Linked DNA regions of Homo sapiens: regions 2 and 3 are each linked to region 1. The links are chromatin loops, found by intact Hi-C in ENCODE. Cell type or tissue: chondrocyte. All regions are shown on one strand.

Region 1 (8,000 bases):
ATTATTTTTCCTCTTCATATCAGTGACAGTTGTGGTGGTGGGGGACCTACTACCAAGGATGAGAGCAGGGCAAAGACCAGCTTCTCGTAAAGTGAGAGCAGAAGGGCTTGATGGACTTACCTGTTTTCCCTGTATGAATGTTGAAATGGAACTTGAATGGTAATAAATCCTCCCCTCCTGCAGTTTCTTCCTTGTTTGTATTAAGAGAAGTGACTCCTCTCGGTTTCCTACGACTGCAACCTAGGAAATGTAGCCACCTTGCTCACACGCAGGCTTGAAGATGTGATCACTGGCTCTCATCTTGCTAACAAACTCTCTCTCCTTTTCGGAAGCTCACCAGTGTTGTTTTGATTCCTTCCAGTTCTAGACCGAGAGGAAACTATATCTCCACCCTCTTCAGTCCTAGGACCCTTAGAAAGAATTTGGCTGGGCCGGATACGGTGGCTCACGCCTGTAATCCCAGCACTCTGGGAGGCTGAGGCAGGCGGATCACAACGTCATGAGTTCGAGACCAGCCTGACCAACATGGTGAAACCCCGTCTCTACTAAAAATACAAAAATTAGCCAGGTGTTGTGGTGTGCGCCTGTAATCCCAGCTACTCAGGAGGCTGAGGTAGGAGAATCGCTTGAAACCGGGACGCAGAGGTTGCAGTGAGCCGAGATCGAGCCACTGCACTCTAGCCTGGGTGACACAGCGAGACTCCGTCTAAAAAAGAAAGAAAGAAATAACAAACTTGGTTGGCTGGCCTCTCGCTGACCAGGGTGCTTCCACAGCTCCCTTCTGCCATCTATGCCCAACAAAAAGTTAAAGAGAAGAGCGTGAGAGGGCAAGGGATGCATGCTTTTGAAAGCCAAAGGGACTCAGCTGAAACTAGCAACCCTCGTCAGAGGCGGATCGGGGTGTGTGTGTGTGTGTGTGTGTGTGTGTGTGTGTGTGTGTGTCTGTGCGCGCGCGCGTCCTTTTTCTCCCCCTGAGGACAGAATCCTGTCTCCACTCTCAGTTCAGCTCAGGTCTTTCCCTGTCCCAGTGTTCTTGATTCTGAATAGGTCCTCTGATGCACCGCCATGCATAAAATGGATGATTTGCAAGCTTCTTTGCCTCACGTAATTCCGTGGGTAATTTGATATCCAGATTCTGCACGAGCCAAAGACTCATTTATTTATAGAAAGTGATTGACCTCCAGCGACCAAAGGAGTGGGTACTGCTTGCTGGGGGCTGCAGACAGGTGAGGCTTCACCCTCGGCGCCTGGGCTCTGGCCTTGGTGCTGAATCCGGAACCCGCTGAGGAACCACCACCTCGGCGGCCCCCAGGCAACTTTCGGGAGGTTTCAGGGGCACCCGGCCAGCTCTGGGCGCCCTCTCGAGCGTCGCCGTCAGGGAGTTGGGCACAACCGATGCCCTGGGACCCGCCACAGGGCACGCGGCTGGCGTATTCCTTTGCCTGGAGCCGGGAAAGTTTTGTCCAATTTTTTTCCCCTATAACTGGAGCTGCGGTCTCCCCTCCCACCTGGGTCGCCATGGAGACTCGAGCTCTTTTTCTTTCTCCAGGCAAAATGGGCGAAGCTCAGTTAGCTCAGCCCTGACTGTAGCAAGCCCTTTTTTCTCCCTAAGCAGTTCCTGGGCATCACCCTTTTCCGTTTCTTTTTTTCAGCAAAAGAAAGGCAGGCAGGGAACAGGGCTAGCAGGATGTGGCATTGCTCCCTGTACCGTAGGGCTCCCCGGGACCGACAGACTTTGGATAACAGCAGTTGGGAAACACTCTAAACATATAATACATCTCCAACTCCCAAACACTGGAGTTGTGGGGTTTTTTTTTTTTTCTCTTCCTTTTTTTGGGGGTTGGAGGCGGAATTCTTTGGAAAATTCTGGTATTTTGTTTCTCCACTAACCTCACCCTCTGTGGCTGTTTCTATTAAGATATATTTTCCCCCTGACAATCTCTCCATATTGCACCTAGTACAACAGATGTACCTGTGGATCCACTGGGCTTTTATTGGGTTTTGGGAATACTGATGTTATTTCACTTAAAAACTAATCCAAGCTTAATGTTTTGATGAAAATGAAAATATATCCACAGGGAAGCAAATATCCACAGCCACCCAGTCCTCTAAATGCCACACACATCTCATTTTATCTAAAGTGTTTTTTCTTCCCTTCCAATTACAAAATAATTCAGTTTACTCCTAGGAAGATCTTCCTATTCACTGTTTTTAGTCATGCTAGCACATCTTCGGTTTTAAGGATAGAGAACAGTTAGGAGTTACAGTATTCTGTTTCCCATTCTCCGCATGTTTCTCCCCAACCCTCACTTTTCCTCCCTTTCGTGTTGTCTCCTCTCCTCTCCATGCAAAGCAGAACAAGAAGACTGCCTTCCACAAAGACAATAGGCTTTTCCCAACTGTAAATGACTACATCACAAGCCGCACCTGTCAGTTAATCAGTGCATTTAAGTCTTTGCCAGCGGATGTTGAAATGATGTCTGCAATAACTGACTGGGTTTCTGCGAGCCCAGGGATGCAGACCCCTCCTTCCCCCGCCCCCCGTGCGAGTTTCAGTCGCTAATGAAAACCGTATGAAACAGATTCCCCTTCTGTTATGTAACCGGCTTCTCCCTCGCCTTTCGGCTGACTTGGGCACAATGTTTCTCATGAGAGTGGAGATGCCTGCGGCGACGGCGGAGCTGGGGAAGGGGACGCGGGGACCCGAGAGCACGGAACGCCTCGCCCAGGTGGACGCCAGCTCCTCGCCTGCGAGCAGCTCAGCGCACCGCTTACCTGGCTGCGGACGGGGTGGCTTCACTCAATCATGATCTCCTCTCTTGAAACGGAGCAAGACTGAACAATTCACTACACGACGGATGGCGAGGGAAGGAAATGCAAAAAAGAAAAGGAAAAGAAAAAAACTGGAATCAGATGGTCAAATTTCACATCAGCACCGAGAGGCTGTTAGGAGACTCCATTCTGCTCGCGGCTGCTCCGGCTCCAGGTCCGGCTTCCCGGCGTCCGCGGGTCTCCACCCCTCCGCCCGCCCAGCCTCTCCAGCCAGGTGCGGCCGTCTCCGGACTGGCTCCCTCTGGCCGAGCGCGGAGAGCAGGGCTGGGCGCTGGGGCCAAGGGAGGGGCGGAGGGGCGCGCGTTTGGGCAGGGACGGGGGAGGGAGACTGGGTGGAATGAAGTGGGGAAAGATAAGAGTGGCAGAAGAAAAAAAAAATCCCCGGTTAGGAGAAAAGTGGTGGACCACGCAGAGAGACGTCATGAAATCCGCAGATTCAATGAATGCTACTCAATTCCAGCCGACTGGCTGAGCCCCGCTGGCAGCGCACGAAGCGACGCGGCTCCGAGATAAAAGCGAGTGCAGCGCCGCGTGCTGGGGAAAAAGCCGCACAGCGCCGGCGCGGTCCGGGAGGAAGGGGCGGGGGCGAGCAGGACAGAGCCACAGACCCAGAGACGCCCACCCCGCCGCCCATGCCAGCTAGCGTGTCAGCGCGTCGAGGACCGGGCTTGGTGGGGGCGGGCTGGGCACAAACCAACGTGCATCCCCCGCCACTGGAAACGTGGGTGCTCCATGCTGGGGGAATCTTTTGGGTTTCGGTCCCCGACCCCCCAGTCCCAACCTTTCTCCCAGTGCCACTAAGTAAGTTATTCCCGGAGAAACGCCTGGAAAGCAGGAAAGAGCCGAAGCTCGGGGAGCAGTTTTGTCTGCTGGTTGTAGGGGTTCGGCTTTTAGGGTTTTGTGAGATAAGGAAAAAGAGGCTCTGGGCACTGCCTCCCACCGGGCTGAAATCCGTGAGAGGCAGCCCCGGCGCGGGAGCCGGAGCCTGCACCGCCCAGAGGGGGCGCAGCGAGCGGCCGGGACGGAGGGGAGGGGCCCTATCCCTGAGCTTTGCTTGCACCTGGTGGCGCCCCAGCCTGCTGCCCCATTCAGTCCCTTCTGTCCTGTCCACTGCAACTGGGACCTGGTCCCGGCTGCTGCATCATCACCCCATCCTTATATGATGTCTCTGGGGTCACTGGAGACAAAGAATGGCCTTTTCCAAGAATGACCCAGGCTGCCTTCAAAGTTGAATTTGTCAGGATAAGCCCCTTAGACAAAGGTCTACTCCACTCTTTGAATCTAACTTGCTTTGTGCTGTTATTCCAGGGGCCCCTCATAGTGCTCCCCTCTTGCACCCCCTCTTTTTCTTATGGTCATCAAAAACAATGGTTCTACATTTCCAAAGTCTTCCCATAAATTGCTTCTACCTATGAACAGAACTCTCTTTTATGCTGTCTTTTTCCTAGGGATGAATGGATTGACAAATTGTAAGAGTAGCGAATACCATTGGCTAGTAATTTTATAATGGCCCTTTCAATAACTGGCTATTCTTGTGCTGCTTTATGAAGTGGCTTTCCTTCCACAAGGCACAGAATCTCTACCTCAAAGAAGGTGACCTTATTTTAGAGAGAAGGCTTACGGAAACCTCTTATTTCCAAGATTATTTTATTCTACATACATACATTTTAATTACCTAGCAATTCAGGTCCCCTCAAGAATGCTGTCTGCCCTCTAAAAATGACTGTAATATGGAGAGGTGTTTGTGTCAATTTGCATCCAAAGTCATGTAAAAGTCAACCGTACACACGGCCTGTGAGCTTGTATTTGCTGTTGATTTTCCCTAAGAGGTTGTAATCTGACTTGCTATTACTTCTGAGTCATATATCCCATATACAGAAGATATGAGTATGTGTAATATCTGTAGTATGTGTAATACGTGCTCCACAATGCCTGCTGGATCTAGTGATAGTGTTACAAATAAACAAAGAACAACTGAACCAAATAATCCCTGAGAGACCAGGAATACAAATGCAAGATGCAGGATTTCGGTGGACACAGCCTTAGAACATTAAAAGAACAACCCATGTTGACTATAGTTGTGTAAAGGGCATTCTGTTTAATCTGTGAAGCTGCTATGGGTATGCCTGCTAATTTTGATGATATATACTTTTACCAGTAGAATGATTTCACAAAGTATCTTTCTTACAAGATATTAGACTAAATAAGAAAGTCAAGAGTTGGAAGTAACCTATTTGTCTCCTTCAAATACTTTGAAAACTCCCCTACTTGAAACAGCTGCCGGGGTGATGTGGGCAATAGCACTTTGTGAATGGCATAAGAGCACGTGTTGAATGAGATGGATCCCATTAACACAGCCTGGGATTTGATAAACACCAGAGACAAGAGCAATTGGCTTAACTGAATTCATTCATTTATTCCGTAGAGTTCTGATAAAGTGATCTGCATGGGTGTAACTAAGAGACTGCAGCCACATCTGAAAATCAGGCGAGCTGTGCTTCAGAGCTGCAAATTGTGGCTCCTCTGAGCTCCTGAGAGCCTGGTCTCTCAAACTACATTGTGTTTAGCTTGTCTGAAATCTCACTTATATATCTATTTTATGATTTCAGGTGAAGGCAAGGCCTGGGGGAGAAGATCTTTCAGGGTAAATCAGTGCTCCAAATCTCACAGTGACTTTTATAATTGATTGATTATGTCATACAGATGAGACTGGTTTGTCTCCCACATATAAAGCTGTAATGGAGACTTATTAGCTAGTAAAATTAACAAACTGAATTATCTTGACGGGCTGTCATTTGTTTTGGGTAATCTTGTTTTTCTCTGTCATTGATTGCGGCAATTTATAAACCATTCTATCTTCTTGGCCCATGTGTAGATCTGGCCTTGCCTTAGACAGGCTGACACCAGAACTAAGATGGTTGGGAGTTTTTGGTCTCCACCCTTGGGCCAGTACTTGTTTTAGATTTAAGACCTTAGCTGTTGTGGGTCTAACTATTAAGAGACCTAGTTCTTTTTCAGTTTCACTCCCCTGCCTGCTTTCTCCACAAAAACCCTACCACAGATAAACAATATATTTAAAATGCAGAGATGGGAACATAAATTTTAAAAAATTTATTTTGTCTATAAAAGGACATCTTAAAGAGTATCAAGAGATAAGTGTTAAAATTATTCTATTTTACATTTGTACTTCCAGTGTACTGAATGTGATATAGGAGTTAAGAAGCAATTACTTAGGCAGATAGTAAGGGTATGGGAGTCCTAGGTAAGGCTTTTCTTTTTAATGAAAATCAGCCCCAAATAATTTTCTAAGAGAGCAAGCAGCCTGCAAGCTGGGAGCTTGCACAGGTGAATGCGGGCAGGAACTAAGGACTAAAGATGTTAAATATGGCGGTCCCATCTTCCCGTCTCTGTTAGCCACGTGTACTGTAAACGAGCAGACAAGATGGTGCCAATCAACTGGAAAGTCCATTTGCATAAGAAGATTAGGGTGGGGCAACTAGCCTTCCCAGCACACTATGTAGACATCATACCTGAGTGAACCAACCTGTGAGCCCTCTGTAAATCAGACACCGCCTTCTCCAGCCTGCGTATAAAATCTGCTGCGGTCCTCTACCTTCTCCCTTTTCCACGTGTCTCTTGCTCGTGAGGAGCTGCTCTCCCCTCCTCTCTCCTTTCTTCTATTACACTTTCTGCTCCTTAACCCACTCACCTGTGTCTGTGTGCCGAATTCTTTCTCAGTGCATGACAATGAACCCCAGGGTATATACCACAGACAGCAGTAGCCACTTCAGATGGATTTCATTCATGTCTCTTATTTAGGGAATATCTGTAAACAGCGGTTGGTATTTCTTTGATTGATTATAAATTTGGAGATGTATTAAGAAATACATCTTAATTCTTAAGAAATATTTCTAGGTGTAAAAAGTTAAGAATTTTTGCTAAGGAGGGGGTTTCAGAGGGGTTTTAGCTCTGAGGCATTTTGGGGCTGGTCTTTAGAACTTTAGGATAATTTAGAACAATTATTGAGTTATGCCCTTTTCCCTTGATACACTTTTATCTCCTACGTGTTTTCCTTATTTTTGTTACAGTAGGTAGCTAGTCAGACATGAGCAGGGCAGAAGAGGGCCTTCCCCACCAGGCATGCCAGGAGACCGTCAGGTGATGGTCAGGCAGTTGTTAAACTGTCCGTCTACAATAATAATTGGTCACAGCTGGCACCAGAAAAAGTGGTCTCCCAATAGACAGAAACACCGAAGCTGGTGATCAGCAGCTTCCTGATGACATCTCAGGACTTAGGTGAGTGGGCTCAAGCATGTGGACTAAGGCAAAATGGCACAGTTTAACTGTCATCTAACCTTCTTCTAGGAACACTTGGCTGGTAAGGGAAGAACGCCTCAAGTGAGCATGCATACAACTCCAGTAAACACTGCACATGTGGCCCCTCTCAAGTGCTGGCAGACCATGGCACATGCAAACAGCCCACCCCAAGAGAAGAATCAGGGTAGAAGGCACACAACACCCGGGAAGTATGCCAACGCATAAAACCCGAAGTCAAAGGTCAAACAGTGCACTTGATCTCGCAAGTCGCCCACTTGGCCCTCTTCCAAGTGTACTTTACTTCCTTTTGTTCCTGCTCTAAAACTTTTTAATACACTTTCACTCCTGCTCTAAAACTTGCCTCGGTTTCTCACTCTGCCTTATGCCCCTCAGTCGAATTCTTTCTTCTGAGAAGGCAAGAATTGAGGATCCTGCAGACCACACAGACTTGCCGATACTAACACTTTAAAATGACGTTCACCATTTCTACTAATCTTAAGTCATAAATACTTATGAATGTCCTGAAATCATATATTTTTATTTTAATTTCATGGCTTGATAAATAAGTGCAGTCAGAAGACTATTTGATAGATTCTTTCTTATATGATGTTTTATTAGTTCATTGTTTAGCAGGTATATCCTTTTTAATCATAGTCTTCTCCCCAAAAATGTATTAAAATGCAATTTAGAAAATTATAATAGCTTTGAATATAATATTTCAAAAGACCAGGGGAGGTGACAATTACAAAAATTACATAAATGAAACCTAGTTAATCTTCCTTTACCTCTTACTGGAATTAATTCTAATTAGCATGACATCTGCACAACAAAAACATTCAAGGCCAAAATAA
Region 2 (8,000 bases), 200 kb before region 1:
AGCTGTGGAGGATTATAGAGAGTTTACCATATTTGGGGAGCAGTTGTCACCAGTTTTTACCCAGCCAGCCAATGATACTACTGGGATATATTATAATGAGATAGACATATTGGAAGGAAGCCCTGAATAAATGAGCTACACTTAATGCTCAAAAAGAAAGGAGAGCTGGATTTCTTGATTTACGGGTGGCAGATTTTGACCTAGGAAAAACATATTCCATATGTCTTTAAATTGAAAAAAATCACTCCTTATAGAGATTCCTCCAGGAAGATGCCTCTATGAAGAGTTTTACCCAAGTTCTTAGCATTTCAGAGCTCACCAATTAACTCTTTTCCCAGGCTGGGTGGTTGGGGTTATAACTCTTAAGATAAAAAATGGTAAAATTGGAGATAATGGCTTGGCAATGGAGGGATCAGCAGTAAATTATCAAAAGGAGAAAAATAAGATTTGAAAAATGTAGCAGCTATGAAATATCATTACTAGAAACAGTTTAAGAGCATGGTGATGCTTACCCTCAGCAGTCTTATCTTTTCAAAGGCTGCAATCTCATATTCTCCCCTGCTAGGGTAGATTGGCATTTTTGATTACAGTAAAGAAAAATGTGCCTGGAAATCAGACCTGACAGAACATCATGTTCTTCCAGGGGTATTTTTGTAGACAATGCTTATTTAATTTTGATTTCAGAATTGTTTTGTGGTACATCTCATTCTGATACATGGTTGTTTAAAATTCATGTCAATGTCTACGTAATTTAAAAATGAATTGATAACATTTGGAAACAGAAGAACCTTAAAGGAAAGGAAGAACTAATGGTGAGAGAAAAGAATTGAGGGCACATTAATACCAGTCATCTGCACATGAAATATCAGTTGTTGACTGGGCGCGGTGGCTCACACCTGTAATCCCAGCACTTTGGGAGGCCAAGGTGGGTGGATCACCTGAGGTGGGGAGTTCCAGACCAGCCTGACCAACACGGAGAAACCCCATCTCTACTAAAATTACAAAATTAGCCGGGCGCGGTGGTGGTGCATGCCTGTAATCCCAGCTACTCAGGAGGCTGAGGCAGGAGAATCGTTTGAACCCAGGAGGCGGAGGTTGCAGTGAGCCAAGATCACGCCACTGCACTCCAGCCTGGGCAACGAGAGCAAAACCCTGTCTCAAAAAAAAGAAAAGAAAAGAAAAGAAATATCAGGTGTCTTTTCTGGGTGCATTTCTCTGCCGAATCATCATGAATCAGCAGCACTCATGGTGCAAAGGGCACTGAACACAGAGTGCCCGACAACACCATTGGTGGCTGTGGCTTTCAAGGTCCTGCCCTGCTAGTGGCTATTTGACCTTAGCCAAGTCACGGGTCTTGTTGAGGTTCCATTTCTTCATCTGTGAAATGGGCAAAGATTCCCTCCAACTCAAAAATTTTATGATCTGTGGTGTGATTTATGTGACTAAAATTCTCTGCCTGGGAATAACTATACTAGTGACAGAACTGAGCTTTTCTGTGGTGAAGGATGGGTGATGGGTTGCCTTCACCTATTTCCAGTGAACACTGGCTGTCCTCCTTGTTAACTCCCAGATGGCAACTTCCGATTAATTGGCCTTGCCTCCTTGTCTATAAAGTGTTCTCTGGTGTGTTTCATCCTCCACTCTCCCCAGTGTTCTATGCAGTATTTAAATCTTTCAGAAGTTATCTTCTTTAAGAAAAACTTATTGGAAAAAAAAACAGATGGAAGAAGAAGTCATAGATTAAGAGGCTTACAAGATATCTCAACCAATCACCATGTGTTAACCTTATTTGTATCCTGATTCAAACAAGCTGATTGTAAATATAAAAAACAGTGACATGTAAGAGACGATTGGAAGTTTGAACACTTGGTAGATGTTGGATCTTAATTTATTGGTCATTATTTTAGGTGTCATAATGGTATGATAGCTATGTTTTTAAAAGAATCCTTATCTTTTAGGGGCACATACCGAAATATTTGCAGATGAGGATGATGTGATTCTGGTGGGCAGCCAATGAGTGGGGATACAGAGGAAGCAAGTTTGACCCTGAATTGATAATCACTGGAGCAGAATGACGGGGACACAGAGGTTAGTGATACTACTGGGTCTGTTTTTGTGTAAGTCTGATAGGTTCCATCAAAAGAAGTGTAAAATAACCAAAAGGCTTAACGGGGACTCATCCTTGCCAGCACATTTGCCGAGGAGTGGGCAAGTGCTGCCTGTCGCAGTTGTATAATCGCTGGGGGTAAATGTGGAAGTTCGTCAATCAGCAAGGCCGTAGTGGGGGCTGACTGGCAGCAAGCCCAGCGCTGCGTGGCTGTCATCTTGCCTCGAGGCCCATTTGCCCTCTATAAATAACAGTCTATATGAATGCTTTACTATTTTAACACACATGGGCCACAGCTGCTGAGCACGTTTGTTTACGTAGCTATGAAACCTTCTGTAAACACCACTATCTCAAAATCGCCCATGTGTCAGGAACATAAACGGCCCCCTTTAAAAATATATCTGCAGATGAGACACAGCCAACTCCTAGATGTCTGAGTGGCTGGTGTCAGAATTTTCCAGGGTTTGATTCATTTTCAAAAATAGAACCACATGACTGGAAGGTTCTTGAAAGGTCGCCTGGCATGTCCCTCCTGACTTCAGGCGGGACCAGGCCAAAGCCATTCACAAAGGACTCGGGGCTGTTCTGCGTGGGCATGGGTCTGTCTTTTGTGCAGTCCCTTCAAGGCCATGAAAGGGGGGCTCGCTTCCAGCCTTCAAGGAGCCCACTTTCGTTTTCTAAAAATGGAACCTGACCCTGCAATGCGGCTGGCATTGGAAGGCAGTGCATCCACAGAGCACCACTCGCCTGCACCGGGCCTGAGCTCCCAGCAGACGGAAGGACCCAGGTGGCCTCCTGTGGGACAACTCCGGTCTCCGGAAAACACCACGCTGGGATCATCCTGTGCCCAGGATGCCTGCTTCCTAACAGGGAAGAGGGCACCGCGTGAAGGTGGCCATGTGGGCCTTCCCTCCTCCCTGGAAGAGGCCTGCTCGTGGAGACCACTGAGCACAGCAGGTTAAGGTCAACTGCGACATTGTTGAAAGAAGTGATGAGCGCAGGGGAAGCTGTTTTGTGTCAGCTTGCTATTATCACGGCTCCTGATTTCCAGTCCAGCACTACAATGAATAATTAGATCCCTGTGAATTTGTTTTCCTCGAGTGTGCATTTGGTCCACATTTTTTTTTCCTGTGGTTTTGAGAGATTGAAGCATTTTTCTCCCCTAAGGGCCTGTTTAATGCCCATAAATCCTAATTGAGCTTTTCATTCACAAAGAAACAGTATCCTGCTGAAGCGTAAGAGAGCAGCTGTGCTGGGGGTACTGAGTTGTATGATTCCCCTGAGGAAAAGACCAAGACACTTCCAGTTTCCAGACACCTCCAGAACTTTCTAGAACCCCCCCCCCAAGTCTAGAAATTAGAAGACTATTTTTTAAAAGAAAATGAGTAGCAGTTGCCTTTTCCCAGGGATGGGGTGAGCGTTTGGATTGATTTTGCTGGTAATTACTCAGATTTCTCTATGAAAGCTGTAGAAAGGCCATAGGGTGCTCAGAGGCAAGTATCACTGTTAATTACCAAGAAAACCATATTCCTCCCTTTGGAAAGGCTCACTCATTACCAGCTGTCATCAGAAAGCCAGGGCCTGCCCCAGGGAGAATTCTGACTCAGGGACATCACAAAGATAATTTGCTTATTCCAGATTCATTTATTTTACAGAGATTGGGCTCTGGTTTGAGGGAACACAAAGCTTAACTCCCACAATTTAAAGCTCAGACTAGCATCAGTAACCAGAGGGTACGTCTCCAGTGGTTTTTGCTTCTTGAGCTTGGAGACACTGCCCTCTCTCATGTCCTCTTGGGGGAATTTATGGTGAAAAGGGAAAAGAAAAACTGCATCCTGAGTGGTCAGTTCATAGTGTCAGAGGCTGTAGCTCTGTGGCCGCTAGGGGGATCCAGAGTCCCTGTGCTCAGCTGAGGTTGGGGAAGTTTCTGGTCTGTAGGAAAGTGACAGCTCCCTGTTTGAATTATTTCTCTTTCCTCCCTCCTCCCCAGCCTCCCCTCCTCCTCTCTCCCTCCTCCCTTTCTCTTCCCTCCCTCCTCCCCTTCTCCTCCTCTCCTTCCTCCCTTTCTCTTCCCTCCCTCCTCCTCCCTCCCTCCTCCCCTTCTCCTCCTCTTCTTCCTCCCTTTCTCTTCCCTCCCTCCTCCCCTCCTCCTCTCTCCCTCCTCTTCCCTCCCTCCTCCCCTTCTCCTCCTCTCCTTCCTCCCTTTCTCTTCCCTCCTTCCTCCCCTTCTCCTCCTCTCCTTCCTCCCTTTCTCTTCCCTCCTTCCTCCCCTTCTCCTCCTCTCCTTCCTCCCCTTCCTCCTCCCCTGCCTTCCCTTCTACTTCTCCCTTCTATCTCCCTTCCTCCTCCCCACCCAACTATTGCCACACAAATGCACCCCCAAATCAGGCTCAAGGTACAGATAGTCCTGTTAACACCTGGAGCACTTATGTCTTATTTTGCAACAGTGACTTTTGTTATTCTTTAAAGCTACTTTCCGATTAGGTTCCTGTGCCTTTTGTTCTATGGAAAGGAGACCGCTCCTACCATTGAGCTCCATGCAAAGCCCTTTACTCACGTTTTCACTGTTTGCTGCATTTAAAAACCCTATAGCAAAAGTTTCACACCACCACCGTAAAAGAAATTTGTGAGAGGTTGTGACCTTGCCTGTTGGGTACAGGGAGGTAGAAACATGGGACCCATGGCTTTTCCCTAAAAGGGATCACAGGATTAAGTTACTTGTCACAGGTTGATGAAGAACATGGGGCCAGCCTGCTGGTCATGCAATTTCAGACAATATAAACCACCTGAATCTCAAGCTGAAGACTTAAAAGCGTAAAAGGGCTGATGGTATCAGGAAAAAGGACCCCAAAGACACTATTACTACCTCAAAGAACAATAAAGACCTTAATGAATTAGGGTTCTGGTTTATACTTTCCCCGTGAGGCACTATGGTTATCTTGAGTCCTAGCTGATGGCTCTGTTTTGGGGGATGTTACATACAAACATGGGCAGAACCTGCTTTGCTGTTGGGATGTGTAACGTGCAAATTTCAGACATGAGCGAAGACGTCAGTAAAAACAGACCATTTTCTCTATTTCCTGAACAGATCATCTTCCCTAAAACATCCCAATGATTAGCCATTAACAGCAGGAGGGCCGGCGGGATTAAGATGAATGGATCTTCAACTTTTTTCTTTTCTGCTAGAGTTATTTACTGTGTCTGCAGCTTTATACTTACTGGGAGCTCAGCAGGTTGAATGTGGAGAGATACTAGGCACTCACTTCATACAAAAGAAAAACCAATGCTATAGGCCTTATAAATGACTCTCAAAGAATGGGTGAAATTGCATTTTTATTAAAGCAGTTTGTCAGGCTTCCTTTGAAAGGCTTAACTTCCTCCTTCTAACTTGGTAACAAATAACCTCAAGTATTTAAATTAGCAATGTTTTAAGGCCATTTAAAACATGCTTTAGAGACAGATCAGAGTTTAATTTAGGTAAATATTTGGAGACTTAAAATATATTACATGGTGATTTTTCATTGTTCATTAATTTATTTTCCAAAGGGCTTTAAAAAACTAAATGGTTAGGCTTCTTGGTGGATATACTTCAGGTGAGACATGTAGGCATACTATGTCATGAAGCAAGGGGATGTTGTCAATATTGAGTGAGGTTCAGTATTCTAGATCTTGTAATAGATAAGAACATCAGGTCCAGTTTAAAATGAGCATCTATCCCACAGCCATCCCAGGATAGAACACATCTTACCTGTGGCTTCCACCATTCCTTCTAGGATGACCACAATTTCCAGTTCCTCTTTGGGCAGCTGGGCTTTGGAGATCTCCCAGAAAGGACTCTGTTGGTTAATTTCATGGCTAATGATCAGCGGTGACACCAGAAACAGACGGTCATCCCCCGTGTAATACCCTACGTTGATATCCGTCTGGTTCAACGGGATGAACTCCCCCTCCGAGGTCTGTTTGGATTTGATCAACTTGGCTCTGATGGAAGCCTCCACAATGTGGGAATTCCTAAGGTCCCCTACCCGGAACATCAGGCACAGTTTCCCATCCCGCATGGAGATCACTGCATGGGTGGAAAAGACCAGGGTCTCTGCCCTCTTCTTGGGTTGAGAGATTTTTACAAACATGCATCCCACCATGAATGCATTGACAATGGACCCCAACACAGATTGGATTAAGAGAAGAATAATTCCCTCTGGGCATTTATCTGTGATGACCCGGTAGCCATAACCAATGGTGGTTTCTGTCTCTATTGAGAATAAAAAAGCAGAGACGAACCCGTTGAGGTTGGTAACACAAGGAGTCCAGGAGGGGTCCTCTATGTGGTCCATGTCTCCCCGTATGTATGCGATCAACCACCAGATCATTCCAAAAAAGAGCCAGGTCACTGTGTAAACCATGACAAAAATCAATAGGTTGAATCTCCACTTCAGGTCCACTAATGTGGTGAAGATATCGGTCAGGTAGCGATAGGTCTCCCTCACGTTGCCGTGATGAACATTGCACTTTCCGTCTTTCCTCACGTACCTCTGGATTTTCCTTTTGGTCCGATCTCGGCTGATGTGTCTTGGCAGGTCATCCCTGGCCTGCTTAGGCAACTTTGGCTGGTGAATGGCCACTGGGCTTTCGACGTCCTGATCCATGGAGTCGCCCTCCAGGACGTTAGCTGGTGGTTTGGAGAAAAGAAAAGAAACACTGAATGAAAGGCTGGCTCTTTGAGGACAATGGAACGGCACACTTTGTATGGGCTGGTGAAACCAAATACCATTTGTGTAGCTATAAACAAAGTAGACAAAGCCATTTTTATTCCACACCATCTGGATAGGCCTCTAGTTGACTTGGACTTCTGTGCTCTTCGATCTAGTTTGTGTAAGTACTTCACCATCCTGCCCACCAGGACGGAGCTTATTGCTGCAAAATTGTGTCCCTGCCAGCAGGTTCTACTGAGTCAGCTCTCACAGAGGGATGCCTCCCAACTCTGAGATGCTGTGGCATGGGAGAGGCAGTAAGCTCTGATGAAGGAGTCCTCTTTAGATTCAGACAGGCTTAGCTCTACTACTTAGCAACTCTTAGTGGGCTCTTGGCCATGATATCTGTTATGGACTGTATTGTGTCCTCACCAAATCCATATGGGGCTTGAGCCCCAACCCCTAAGGTGACAGTATTGGGAGATAAGGCCTTTAAGGAGATAGTTAAAGGTTATATGAGGCCATAGGGTTGGGGCTCCAATCTAATAGGACTGGTATCCTTATGCGAAGAGGGAGAGACACCAGGGGTGCACACAAACAGAGGAAAAGCCATATGAGACACAGGGAGAAGGTGGCCATCTGCAAACCAAGGAGAGAGGGCTCCCAGAAACTAACCCTGCCAACACCTTGATCTTGAACTCCAGCCTCCAGAACGATGAGAAAATAAATGTCCATTGTTTAAGCCACCCATTCTGTGATATTTTATTATGGCAGCCTGAACTGACTTACAACACACTATCCAAATTCGTGAGCCTCAGTTTCCTCATTTACAAAATTGATCATGATACCCAACTCACAGTGTTGTTATAAGGTTAAACAAAACCATGTATGTGATCTGTGCCTGCATGTAACAGACTTGCAATCAATATTTTTTTGTAATAAATTGTTCCCTTGTCACTTTCCTTATGTTTAGGGCAAGAGTCTTGAACAAGCTCTTTGAACTATTGGCCAAATTTCAGGGTTTAAAAAACATTTCTGGTTTTTGTCGGTAAGTATGCATGCATTGTACTTTAATGGTTGATTCAATGCCAAGGTAAGTAAAAAAGGGTGGGGAAATGTTCTCTCTGTCTGTGTGCTTACATATTTGATTTGGTTTCTGCCTCCTCAACATTCAACATCTGTAATTTTAGCTTGTGGTTATT
Region 3 (8,000 bases), 160 kb before region 1:
TGATGTGTCTTTCTAGGGTTTGACACTTAGTAGACACCCCACAAATGTCACTTGGTTACAGAAATAAGTGAAGGTTTAAAATGAAAGAAGAAACGTACTGTGTCTTTATTTCCTGTGGCTCTAGCTGATCCGGGACAATGGACTGAATGCCATCATGAGCCTCAATGGACTTACCTGTAAGAAGGGTCACGTGAGATTCCAACGCTAATGAGCGTGAAAGGTTTTTGCAAACAGGAACTGCAGCACAAAGGAGAGGTAATATGTTGCTGTTGGGTGAGGTGTCCTGGCTGGGTTTGCTTTAGTCCTCACTTTCGGTACATTTCCTGCCTAAGATATTTGTGATGGTGGAAGAAAGGCCTGGATTTCTTCCTTTAAGATTAGGAGTGGCTAGTTTCCCTTTTGGGGGCTGTTCCTAGGACTTGAGGCACCGTCTCAGAGCTGAGGAGTAAGCAAGGCTAAGCCGCAGTGCAGCTGGACAGAAAGCCGGAGAGGTATTGCTGGGCTTCTGGAAGTCCCTGAAGGGTGGAGCTTCTCAATAGGTAGCAAAATGACAAACTCTAGACAACTCCAGGATGTGTTCAATGATAAAACACAGGCTCTGGAAGCTGGCCTGAGAAAGAAGTCTTAATTCCTTAAGGACCCGAGCGAGACCCAGTTCTAAATCTTAGAAAAGAAGTTTGCAAGTGTCTTAGTGGATGCAGAGTCAAGATAAACAGAATTTTCTAGCACCGTGGAAGGAACAGAAATTACAATAAAGAAGAAATAGAATCAAAAGGAACTTGGCTGACTTTTATAGCTTCTGGTTGTCTATTTCTGGGACATCTATGTTCAGTGGCAAAATGAAAAAAGAAAAAAAAAGAAAAAAACAACTACACAAACACACATGCAAAAGCTTTCAAAGAAGGCAAGAAAAAGCTATGCCCCTGGGATAGAAGGCTCTTTCCTGAGACTTTCTTTGTTATCCTAAGTCCTGCAAATCTTCAAATGTTACCTGAGAGTGTTTCATCTGGAATTCAAAGTCAAAACCAAAACAAAACTAAAACCCAAAAAGAAAGGCAGGAGAGAACAGCTAGTCTTGAAAATAGGCAGACTAGTTGAGGGAAACAAATCTGTGTGTGCTTTGCCATGAGGGGCAACTGAAGGAAGAGAGGAGCCTGGATTATCCATGATTTAAGTATTTGTAATTGAGGGAACAGAAAAGGTGTCCTCTCTCTGTGTTTAGCCAGCAAGGGAGCATGGCTGAGTTGCCTTGAGCTCCTGACCCTATCATGAGAAGCCATGAAGGGGTGAGGTGGGTGCTACCATGGGCCAGCCTCCGGGTGAGAAGGATGGATACGAGGGTGCGGTACAGGCAGCAGGAGCTGTGCCAAGCAGAGTGGAGGCTGCCCCTTTCCCCAAGCACATCTCACACTGCACCTTGGCCTTTGGTGGAGCCACTGACTTCTGGAGAGCCCCATGCTGTGTGAGTGCTAAATGCGGAATGCAGGCACTTTGTGAAGTCTTTATTCGGTGGCTCGAAATGCTCAGAGCTTGAGAAGAAAAATCAACACCAAATGGGTTAGCTTCCTCTAGATGCTTTTGGATGAAAGCTCTTCCAGGTTCTGTGGATGGATGGACGCTGACACAGCACCCTCGTTTGTAAAGCAGGGCTGGTGGCATCCACTTGGAGGCTGGCACAAGGGTTGTGTGGGATTTCCCTGCCCGCCAAGCTCCTAGCCCTTGATTCAGTGTCTGTGGCTCCTTTAGGACCTGTGCTGGACCTTCATTAAAAACCAACAAAAGTAGGAAAACTGATGCAAATAAAAGAAATAATACCACAGATGACCATTCATTCCATGTCAGAAACAAATGCCTGGATATTCCTTTATGATAAACCTGGAGAGCAGGAACCACCCATTGAAGACAGTGTGGGCCACAGACCCCACGGTCAGAGAATGGGTGGTGGGAGCAGGGCTGGCGTGGGGGCCTGGGAGAAGGCAGGGGACGTGCGTGGAAACAGAGGCGCAGTCTGGGTGAGGGGTCCAACCCTTAGGCAGCACTGACATCTCCCCGCTATGCTGGTCTCCACCCTGGCCCCAGCATTCACACTGCATTCCTGCTTTGCAACTGTGAACCCTGTGAAGCACCGAGTGGAGTGTCCAGCCTGGAGTGAGCACTCCCTCACAGTGTGATGATTCCAGCCCAGAGTGAGCACTCCCTCACAGCGTGATGATTCCAGCCTGGAGTGAGCACTCCCTCACAGCGTGATGATTCCAGCCTGGAGTGAGCACTCCCTCACAGATTCAAGCCCGGAGTGAGCACTCCCTCACAGCATGATGGTTCCAGCCCAAGTGAGCACTCCCTCACAGATTCCAGCCCGGAGTGAGCACTCCCTCACAGTGTGATGATTCCAGCCCAGAGTGAGCACTCTCTCACAGTGTGATGATTCCAGCCCGGAGTGAGCACTCCCTCACAGCGTGATGATTCCAGCCTGGAGTGAGCACTCCCTCACAGATTCCAGCCCAGAGTGAGCACTCCCTCACAGCATGATGGTTCCAGCCCAAGTGAGCACTCCCTCAAAGATTCGAGCCTGGAGTGAGCACTCCCTCATAGTGTGATGAGTCCAGCCCAGAGTGAGCACTCTCTCACAGTGTGATGATTCCAGCCCGGAGTGAGCACTCCCTCACAGCGTGATGATTCCAGCCTGGAGTGAGCACTCCCTCACAGAATCCAGCTTGGAGTGAGCACTCCCTCACAGTGTGATGGTACCAGCCTTGGTGAGCTGTCTCTCACAGTGTGATGATTCCAGCCTGGAGTGAGCACTCCCTCACAGTGTGATGATTCCAGCCTGGAGTGAGCACTCCCTCACAGCTATGATGTTTCCAGCCTAAGTGAGCACTCCTTCACTGATTCCAGCCCGGAGTGAGCACTCCCTCACAGTGTGATGATTCCAGCCTGGAGTGTGCTCTCCCTCACAGTGTGATGATTCCAGCCCAGAGTGAGCACTCTCTCACAGTGTGATGATTCCAGCCCGGAGTGAGCTCTCCCTCACAGCGTGATGATTCCAGCCTGGAGTGAGCACTCCCTCACAGTGTGATGATTCCAGCCTGGAGTGAGCACTCCCTCACAGCATGATGGTTCCAGCCCAAGTGAGCACTCCCTCACAGATTCCAGCCCGGAGTGAGCACTCCCTCACAGTGTGATGATTCCAGCCCGGAGTGAGCTCTCCCTCACAGATTCCAGCCTGGAGAGAGTACTCCCTCACAGCATGATGGTTCCAGCCCGGAGTGAGCACTCCCTCACAGTGTGCTGATCTCATTTGTTGCCAAAGCAATCATTCCCTATTACGGAGAAGAGAACACCATTTTGACTTGCATGAGGCCACACGCCTAGTCACTGGCTGGCTCGAGCCCAGGTTCTGACTTGAAATCCAATTCCCACAAAATGCTTTCCTTAGCAAATGATTCCTAATTAATACAACAACAGAAAGGCCTCACAATGTCAAATCTTAGAATGAGATCAGGTTTCCAGCAGGTGTCCCTGCATTCACCCACCTCCTGCGAATGGCTTCCTGGCATTAGGTTTCAGGGTGTCACTGGGTGGGTTGAGGGTGTGGGGATGGTGAGGGAGGAGACCCTGGGCCTGGTTTAGTGGAGGGGGAGAGGCTTCACCTAATTTTCAGGGGTCCAGCTCCAGTTGACTTTCCTCTTTGTGCTCCTAGGCATGAATCCTTGAGCGATTAAGACAGTGGGAGTGACGGGGCAGAGTCACCACGGAGGTGGGTGTCTGCAGATGTCTGTGAGGCTGATGGTGTGTGGGTTCTCTAGGGTCCTGTAACTTTATTATCTTTAGACTCAAAAGGTGTTCTGGGATCATCGTATTTGCATTGGTGGGAGTGTGTGTAGAATAATAGCAGTTATTTTGGGAGAAGTTACCCTGCGCCAGGTGCTGTAAATATCACCTCCTCCTTCCATTCTTAAGATGGGAGTATCCACAGTGGTAAGCTGGTAAACCAAGTGTCCAGAAAAATTAATCCCTCATTTGTAGTGTTTGCTGATTGCCATGATGTGAATTGCTTTTACCACTGCGGATTTCAAGATTATCGACCATTCACAGGATTCCTGAATATCTACCCGTCAACTCTTATGAGCCAGAGGAACTGGCTCTAGTACAAATAAGCCAAGTAAGGGATTGTACAGACATAGGAGTAAGCAATAGAGATTTTTTTTTTGAGACAGGGTCTGGCTATGTTGCCCAGGCTGCAGTGCAGTGGTGCCGTGATAGCTCACTGCAACCTTGACCCTCTTGGGATTAAGTGATCCTCCTGCCTCAGCCTCCCAGGACCACAGGTACATGCCACCATGCCTGCCTACTTTTTTGTTTTTTTGTAGAGATGAGAGCTTGCTGTGTTTCCCAGGCTGGTCTTGAACTCCTGAGCTCCAGTGATCCTCCTGCCTTGGCCTCCCAAAGTGCTGGGATTACAGGTGTGCGCCACCGTGCCTTCCCGGCCTTAGATATTTTACAGGCGAGGAAACTGAGGATTAGAGATCACATGGCTCAGCCCTGCTCACATGGGTTGCAAGAGTTGCCCTCAGTCTGACCCCCAAGGCCATTGCTTTTAAGTCCTCCTCTTGACAGCCTCCTGGCCCCTATCTGAGGCTCAGCTGAGTGGTGACTGTTCCATGTTTGAGGCTGGGGAGGAGATCAGCTCGCAGTTCAGCTTCCTGTCCCCCAGGTGGCAGGGGCGGTCCTGGCTGGGAAGGCTAATTTGTCCGGGCTGCATCTCTGTCCTACTCTCGCCAGCTCTGCCACAGGGCCTCTGTCTTTCCCTTGCGCTTTGAGGTTTCTCTGGGTGCCTCACCCTCCTCTTCTTGTTCCCAGACACACCACTGTGAAATGAATGGCGGGACTGCACTGAACGGCAGAATGTTTGAGGGCTTGGTCATACAGCTGGAGGGAAGAGTGAGACCAGGAAGAGCTGAAACGCGGCCTCTCCATCCCTGTTACAGCAGCACCTTTCTCACTGGGCTGCAGGCACCCTGACCGCAAAGGTGTTCTCACAACCCCGCAGGGTCTTGCTCCTCCCTGTGCCGCCAAGCTTGCCACTCCATCTGCCTGGCACGCTCATCCCCGCCATCCCCATCACTGGCTTCCCATTGTCCCCTGGGTCTTGTCCTTGAGGAAGCCTCACAAGTCATCCTGTCTAAGTAGCACTGTTGGTCTTCTCCATAGAACCTTCTCTTCCTTTCCTGGCATCTATATCATCCTGGAACCATTTTATCTGCGTGTTCACCTGTCCAACCACACTGCGATGGTTTTAAAATATGTTCTTAATTCTTAGACACTCCTTCCTTCCAAAGGCAGAGTGTCATTCCTCTCCTTTTGAGTGTGGGCTGGACTTAGTGATCCCGTTCTGCAGATGAGAACATGGCAGAAGAGGTGCTGTTAGGACTTCTGGGCTGGGTCACGAAAGGACAGCTGCTGGCTGGCCTGCTGTCTTTTGGACTGCTCTCCCCAGGGGCAGCCAGATGCTACATCGTGATGACACTCAAGCAGTCCTACCCAGAGGCCCATGTCAGAAGGAACGAATGCCTCTCACCCACAGGCAGCACCAACTCGCCAGCCACGGCTACGAGCTGCTTTAGAAGTTGACTCAGCCCAGTCGAGCCTTCAGATAACTGCAGACCCAGCCAACATCAGATGGAACCTACAAGAGAATAAGTCCTGGTCCCGACCTGCCCAGCCAAGCTGGTCCTGAATTCCTGACCCACAGAAGCTGCAAGAATAATGTCTCCTGCTACTTTAAGCCACTATGTTTTGGCATATTAGGTAGCAATGGAGGATTAATATAAATGTTGAAATGCTATGATTCCTCATTTCATGGACAAGGAAACTGAGCCACAGAGAATTTACACGGCTCACCTAAGGCCACACAGAGTCAGAATTTGGACAGAGGCAGTCTGATTCCAGAGTCCACACCCCTGAGCCCTGTACTACAACCTCCCTCCAAACAAGGCACCATCTCAAACAGTGTCATTTTTCCTGTGAAGCCCCGATTAGGTGGTGGGCAGGCACAGGATCTTTCCCTCCCCAGACAGATGTAAGTCCAACAGCGTGAGGCTTCTGACAGCTTGGTGCTCCACACAGGGCAGGGGTGCAGAGTCCTGCCTGACCACCAGCCATCCAGCTGTCACGAGCCAGTACCCTTGCTCCTGGGTCTGACTGGAACTTCAGGCGAGTGTCTCATGCTTAAGAACCTGCCTTTTTCCTTTTATCCCTATGTTTTGGGATGCAAGAAAATGCCTCTCAGATGTGGTGTGGTCTCCTGGCACCTCACCTAGGATGGGAGGCCTGGGATAGAGAAAGGCTCAGGTTCCTCCTGTCTCACCTGGGCTGGGAATGAAGGACTGTTCTCCCTTCTCTTCAACATACATTCTGGAGGCGGGGTGGGGAACTGTCTTAGGCCTGGGTCAAGAGGGGAGGGCCAGACGGTCTTGGGCTGAGTGTGCTGAGCTCAGAGAGGCACATGTGGATGAGACAAAGCCAGGCAGGTCAGGGAAGAGCCAGAAGAAAGATGCACTTTGTGGGTCCTAGGCATCTGGGTTCCAGGCTAGGGAAACTGGGCAGGGAAGCCTTGCCAGGGGACGCCCCTTAGAGTAAGGGCCAATGGTGGTGTTGCGTGTGTGTGTGCTATGTGCTGTATGTGGTGTACGTGTGGTATGTGTGGTGTGTGTGCTGTATGTGTGTTGTGTGTGCATGTGTGTGCGATGTGTGTGTATGTATTGTGTGTGTGTGTGCATGTCTGTGTGTGTGGTGTGTGCCATATGTGGTATATGTGTGTTGTGTGTGGTAGTGTAATGTGTGTAGAGTGGTGTCTGTGTATGTGCTGTGTGTCTTGTGTGTATTAGTGTGTGTATATTTGTGTGTTGTATGTAGTGTGTGTGTATATTTGTGTGTGTTGTATGTAGTGTGTGTGTATATTTGTGTATGTGGTGTGTGTGTTGTGTTGTGTGTGTATATTTGTGTGTGTTGTGTGTATGTAGTTTGTGTGTATATTTGCGTGTGTGTTGTGTGTATGTAGTGCATGTGTATATTTGTGTGTGTGGTGTGTGTCGTGTGTGTGGTATGTGTGTATGTGTTGTGTGTATGTAGTGTGTGTGTATATTTGTGTGTGTTGTGTGTATGTAGTATTTGTGTATGTGTTGTGTGTTGTGTTGTGTGTGTATATTTGTGTGTTGTATGTAGTTTGTGTGTATATTTGCGTGTGTGTTGTATGTAGTGCATGTGTATATTTGTGTGTGTGGTGTGTGTCGTGTGTGTGGTATGTGTGTATGTGTTGTGTGTATGTAGTGTGTGTGTGGTATGTGTGCATATGTTGTGTATAGTGTTGTGTGTCGTGTGGTGTCTCTGTGCGTGTCTGTGTGCGGTGCATGTTCATGCACTCACTTTTGCACCTGCAACCCATGCTCACTGTGCTACACTTTCCACACCTTTTGCCCCAGACCCTGATAAGGTCCAGGGAGGAGGGTGGTGAGGAATGCCTGCAACGATTTAATTAGGAATAAAGAGGAGTTGCTGATCTGGTTTAGGGCGGGCCAGGAGTCTTTTAGCTCCAGAAGGACAGGGGTGTCTGTCAGCTGTTTGCTGCTCATAAATTCCCCAGTGTGTGTGCAGGATTGCACCTATCCTCTGAGCTACCTGATGCTGGGGTCTTGACCAGATAAGAACACCAAATATCCTCTTCCTTTCTCATTAGTAGACAGGCCAGGCCCATCTGAACCCACTCCTCTGGCTCCCTGAGGAGTGTTTGGGTGTCCCCGCACTTAGCATCCAGCACAGATGGCTCCTTCCAAAGCCACACTCCAGTGGCTTCTTTGGGGTGGATGTAGACGCTCAGCCCATGGAGAGCAGCTCATCTAAGTTACAGCCCTTTAGAGTAAGGGATGTGGATGAACAGGTGAGAGGCTTCCTGCTCGTCATTAGAAATTTTTAAAAACCACGTGGTCCACAGGTCTTGAGGC

Evidence for each region. A loop is a pair of places that touch in the nucleus more often than their neighbours do. Peaks named below come from ENCODE experiments on the same cell type or tissue, not always from the same donor. Only the 100,000 strongest peaks of a DNase experiment are listed, where the experiment ranks them.
Region 2: a loop joins it to region 1, with 8 times the contacts of the local background. A loop is called at or near these places in 49 of 110 quality-filtered maps.
Region 3: it touches region 1 in a loop (5-fold over the local background); 8 of 110 quality-filtered maps call a loop at or near these places.

What each region holds. Positions count from the first base shown.
Region 1 is chr21:37,913,109-37,921,108 of GRCh38, forward strand. It overlaps KCNJ6 (potassium inwardly rectifying channel subfamily J member 6), which reads right to left and starts at 3,349. Exons shown (of 4, transcript NM_002240.5): 1 at 2,776-3,349. In chondrocyte, CTCF peaks have their summits at 741, 3,378, 3,586 and 3,786; DNase peaks (open chromatin) are centred at 1,307, 2,688, 3,387 and 3,857.
Region 2 is chr21:37,708,356-37,716,355 of GRCh38, forward strand. KCNJ6 (potassium inwardly rectifying channel subfamily J member 6) reads right to left here. Exons shown (of 4, transcript NM_002240.5): 3 at 5,856-6,776. KCNJ6-AS1 (KCNJ6 antisense RNA 1) reads left to right here. Exons shown (of 8, transcript NR_183540.1): 3 at 1,959-2,088; 4 at 5,881-7,846. Among named protein-coding and RNA genes, the nearest start is that of KCNJ6-AS1, 190 kb to the left of the region's middle. RefSeq lists a silencer at 3,978-4,027. In chondrocyte, a CTCF peak has its summit at 3,973 (motif pointing right); no DNase peak of the experiment used is centred here.
Region 3 is chr21:37,754,446-37,762,445 of GRCh38, forward strand. All of the region lies in intron 2 of KCNJ6 (potassium inwardly rectifying channel subfamily J member 6), which reads right to left. It overlaps LOC101928368 (a long non-coding RNA gene), which reads left to right. Exons shown (of 4, transcript XR_244309.5): 2 at 125-255; 3 at 3,701-3,757; 4 at 4,861-6,067. Among named protein-coding and RNA genes, the nearest start is that of KCNJ6, 160 kb to the right of the region's middle. RefSeq lists an enhancer at 909-1,756. In chondrocyte, CTCF peaks have their summits at 4,723 (motif pointing right) and 4,932; DNase peaks (open chromatin) are centred at 2,058, 4,727 and 5,017.